Regions from separate parts of the Homo sapiens genome. Here region 1 is linked to region 2. The links are chromatin loops, found by intact Hi-C in ENCODE. Cell type or tissue: gastrocnemius medialis. All regions are shown on one strand.

Region 1 (2,500 bases), 140 kb before region 2:
ATGCAAATTAGATTTCAGAGCTAACCAAGGGACTTGGGGTGGAGAGGAGTCACATTTAAGTGCCAGTGCCTTTAATTTGGGGGAGAAATGCAGAGCCAGTAGCTGCTAGATGTCAGTGACTGGGAAGGGCACACAGCAGGTTAGGCTGATGCTGTAAGCATGGATACAGCTTTTAACATGAGGGTGCAAGAGGAAGATTCTGGAACTGGAAAAGGAATGCAGAGGATGCCAGTTCTGCTTTTTAGACTCATTTTTGATGGGAGGAATTATACCTGCATACTGGGGTTACTGTGGAAATTAAATAACCTGAGTTAACCCCCTATGGTAGTGCTTGGCATATAGAAAGGGCTCACAAAATGAGAGCAATCAAATGTTCTGATTTGCTTAGGAAAAGATGTTGTCCCAGCACAGTTATGGTTAAGTTCCTCTTGTTACTCAAAGTGTTCAGGTTTGGGTGATTAATTATATGTTCACCCTATTAACAAATGACTGCTTTTTAATTACTTCCTGGAACCCTCACCTCACAGTGGACATACCAAGAGCACCCAGTGGGTGAGAGGACTCAGAGGCCCCCTGGAAGAATCTTTCACAGGCTGGAGGGTTATTCTTCTAAAGGAATGTTAGCCTGGTGTCTCAGCATAAACTTGAATCTATGACACATACTACCATCTGAATGTTTGTGTACCTCTACCGCCCCATTTAAATGTTGCAAATGTTGAAATCCTGACCCTTGTGGTGATGGGGTTAGGAGGTGGGGCCTTTGGGAGGTAATTCGGTCATGAGAGTGGAGCCCTCATGAATGGGATTAGTGCCCTCACAAAAGAAACCCAAAAGAGGTACCTAGCTCTAGGTACCTCTTCCTAGAAAGTGCCATCTGTGAACCAGGAAAGGGAGAGGCCTTGGTCTTGGATTTCCCAGCCTCTAAAACAGGGAAATAAATTTCTGTGGTTTCTAAGCCACCTGGATTATGGTATTTTATTATAGCAGCCTGAAGGTACTCAGACAGCATGCAAGGTCCTTCCCAACCAACCTTTGCCTTTGCATCTCCACCATATGCACCAGTCACACTCCATTCCCTTTTATGCTTCCAGCCTTTTTGCATGCTGGAAGGTCTGTTTATCCAGAATGTCTGTTTATCTGGAATGTCTTTCTCCTCCCTTCCTTATCAAAGTCCAGCTCAAAGCCTTCCCCTATCATTAAAGTCCACCCCAACCCCTAGTGTCAGAGTAGTTACACAGGTGAACTGGAAGCATTTAAGACTCCTTTCCCAAATATAGCCTTGTGGCTGTGTTTAGCCCTGGCTAAATACTAACAATTCTCCTGAGGCAGCCCTGTAGCCATCCTAACAAGAAGTTTGGAGCCAGGCCTGCCTGACTTTGGGTCATCAACAGCCTTCCACTGAGCCTGAAGCAACTGGCCAGTGCAGTTGACCACTGGACACAGCCAAAGACATTCTTCTTTGGTGAGCCAGCCCACATCTGCCAACATTCCACCAAATTAAAAGCAGACCAAGAACCCCCAAGTATTTTGACAAGTCTGGAGCTGCTATTACTTCAACCGAGGCAAGTACAATGGCAAGAGAGAAAGGTATGGGCAATGATGAAATGTCTAAAAGGGATCATTGGCCTGCCCTCCAGCCAGCCATCTCCAGGGCTGCAGAATCCTTTCTTTACATATAGATTTTTCTCTGGGCTCCAGGGACAGAGTCAGCCCTTTCACTTAGCTCCTACTTCCAAAATTGCCATTAACAAGACTGAAATGCCAGTTTATCTACTTTCCCCCAGAAAGTGTTGCATGTCTATAGACACAGCTAGGATGTGCTCATCTTGGGACAGTTATAGTCTCTGAGTTTGTTCGTTTATTTTTTAACAAGACAACTGGCCACCCTTAATTAAATAGATATGTGATTTGTTTTCAAGCCACCTCATCTGAGAAGGACACCGCAGTGTTATTTGTAGTTTTTGCCTCGGTTGTGTGATGGGGGTGTGTCTCCATCTCTCCCCAGCCTAATGGGATTGGATAAAGTATGTGGATTTCATGTTCTGACTTTTAAAAAAAATTTAATTTGAAACACTTGAAATATTCAAATATTTTTGAAATATTTTAGAATTAAATATTATTTTGAAAGGAAAATAATTAATTCTCCTTTGCAAGACAGAAAAGTTTTTCCTGTTTTATTTCCCTACACCTACCAAAACAATGTCTTGGTGAAAAGGAGGACCTCCTGAGGTCAAGCAATTCTGTTTAGAAATAATTGGAAGTCGTGATAAAACATACCCTGAATTGGTTGGGCACAGTGGCTCACGCCTGTAGTCCCAGCACTTTGGGAGGCAGAGGCAGGCGGATCACTTGAGGTCAGGAGTTCCAGACCAGGCTGGCCAACACGGCAAAACCCCGTCTCTACCAAAAATATGAAAATTAGCCAGGCGTGGTGGTGCATGCCTATAATCCTAGCTACTCGGGAGGCTGAAGCAGGAGAATTGCTTGAACTCGGGAGGCA
Region 2 (2,500 bases):
CCGTGTCCTGTTCTTTCAATTCACATACCCTTTCTTGCCAGTGGTCCCCATATTACCAGGTATCAGCAGTCAGGAAGGGACTTAGACTTGAGAGTGGCCAGCTGGAGAGGAGATGCTAGGTTGCCCCACACTTGATTGCCTCTAGGTTCAGATACAGATGCAACTATCTTGGAACTATGCCAAATTCTCCCTCCCCACAACATCTGTTATCACAAGAATCCTAAAATGTAGAACTTTTATCCCTATTCAAGACAGGGCACCCAAAGTTCAGAGACTTTAAATACCTTGTCCAATGTCACATGGTGCCTAAGTGGCAGATTCAAGTTTGGACCCCAGTGTTATCTGATTATTGAGTGAGCTTTCGAAAATGCACAAATGGGCTGAGCGCGGTGGCTCATGCCTGTAATCCCAGTGCTTCGGGAGGCTGAGGTGGGTGGATCACCTGAAGTCAGGAATTTGAGACCAGCCTGACTAGCATAGTGAAACCCCGTCTCTACTAAAAATACAAAAATTAGCTGGGGATCGTGGCGTGTGGCTGTAGTCCCAGATACTCAGGAGCTGAGACAGGAGAATTGCTTGAACTTGGGAGACAGAGGCTGCAGTGAGCCAAGATTGCGCCACTGCACTCTAGCCTGGGAGACAAAGCGAGATTCTGTCTAAAAAAAAAAAAGAAATGCACAAATGTAGTTATTCAGTAAACATCCTCGTTTAGGTCTATAATCCTGCCAAGGACTGAGTGGGAGTTGAACAAGAAACAGAATGATTTCTTTTTTCCTGTGCTGGTGATAACAACCTCCCTGGTTTTGTGTTGGTTAGTGGGAGACAGTCGAGGAAGAGGGGATGGGAAAGACCAAAAAAGCCAGTGAACAAAAGAGATAAAGGAGAGTGGGAATGAGTTGGTGCTAGGGGTGGCAGAGCTGAGTGGCACTGGCATTTTCACGGTGCTGGCAGTGGCAGTGATGGTAGCAGTCCTGGTGCTGTTAGTGGTGGCCGTTTGTCTGCTGCTAGCACTTAAAGGTAGGTGAGCAGATATGAAGTTGCTCAAAGTGTAACATTGCTTCTCCCTAGTTGGTCATTCCTGCTCACCTCTTTTAATCTATGATGAACTTCATTCTGTAGTGAAGGTGAATGCTTCTTTCTGCCCCAGCAAACCCCAGACAGCTCAGCCAGGCTGCAAGTCTTGGCGGGGACACAGACACCTGTCTTTTCCCTGTGAGTTAAGTCACACTCTGGCTACAGACTCATATCTCCTGAGTTTTGTTCTGGGACTGTGCCGATGAGTACTGGCCCACCTCAGCTTGACAATAAGTCTGGGATCTAGAAGACCTGGTTTGAGATTCTAGTTCCACAGCTTTCTTCTGTCTGGGTGATTCTGGCCAAGTTCCTTAACCTTGATATGCCTCATCTCTTTTAGAGATGTTTCTTCATCTCTAAAACAAGGGGAAATAATGCTACCTCACATGGGAGGAATGTGGATAATTGAGCTAACTATCTAAAACATGGCAGGTGCTTAAAATATGGTATCTATGCTATTAGCTATAAACACTCAACATGGAGTCAATGCATCCTCCTACTTGGGGAAGCTGATGAGAAAACAGGTGAGAATCAAAGTGTATTTTTTAATTGATCAGAACAGATTTTCCACAAAGAAACTCCGTTTTAAACTCGTGTAAATAGTCCTGTTTCTTATAAATGAAGTGTTGATTTTTGAGACGGCAAGGGCAAGATGTGCTCTCAACCACTTACCATCTGGTGTAAAACAAAACAAACTACAACCAAACAATTGGTGTTGGCCTGGGTGACTCTGATCTGAGGTGTCTGCCCACAGCCTGATCAAGGCCTGGATGAACACTTCAAAAATCCATAGATTCAACGTGACTTCCTCTTAAGAGGAGCCCGTCAACCTAATGAGTCATGTTAAAATAATTCCCGATTGTAAAAATGCTCATAAACGTTATTCTAAATAGCTCATGTGCCATTAGATTTAGTGGTGTCACTGAAATTTTATTCTGTTCTTCCTTTTATCATAAATATTTGTGTTTATTTTAACATAATTTATACAGAATCAAGGCTTAAATTATGTTTTTAAAGGAGATGGGGGAACAATTGATCAATCTGTGGATCGCCCCATTTCTATTTACAGACCGTCTCACAAAGTTTCTAGATCTAGAACTCCATGAGAACAAAAATATGAAAATATCTACATGATTAGAAGTAAAAAACAACATATTTAAGTGAGACATTTTATTATAAAATGCTCGACACCAGTAAATATTCAAAAGGAGCTAATCAGTAAATATTAGCTCCTTTTGAATATTTACTGGTGTCTTGTCTTTCTCTTTTTCTTTTTTTTGAGACAGGGTCTCACTCTGTCCTCTAGGCTGGAGCGCAGTGGCGCAGTCACGGCTCACTGCATCCTCTGCCTCCTGGGCTCAAGTGGTCCTCCCTGTTCAGCCTCCCAAGTAGCTGGGACCACAAGCATGTGCCAACACACCCAGCT

Evidence for each region. A loop is a pair of places that touch in the nucleus more often than their neighbours do. Peaks named below come from ENCODE experiments on the same cell type or tissue, not always from the same donor. Only the 100,000 strongest peaks of a DNase experiment are listed, where the experiment ranks them.
Region 1: a loop joins it to region 2, with 2.4 times the contacts of the local background. A loop is called at or near these places in 3 of 110 quality-filtered maps.

Annotation. Positions count from the first base shown.
Region 1 is chr13:40,548,542-40,551,041 of GRCh38, reverse strand. No RefSeq gene overlaps it. Among named protein-coding and RNA genes, the nearest start is that of LINC00598, 69 kb to the right of the region's middle. In gastrocnemius medialis, no CTCF peak of the experiment used is centred here; a DNase peak (open chromatin) is centred at 1,411; H3K27ac peaks cover 2,298 bases.
Region 2 is chr13:40,408,171-40,410,670 of GRCh38, reverse strand. The region is part of intron 6 of LINC00598 (long intergenic non-protein coding RNA 598); the gene reads left to right. Among named protein-coding and RNA genes, the nearest start is that of LINC00598, 72 kb to the left of the region's middle. In gastrocnemius medialis, no CTCF peak of the experiment used is centred here; DNase peaks (open chromatin) are centred at 590 and 1,200; H3K27ac peaks cover 1,408 bases.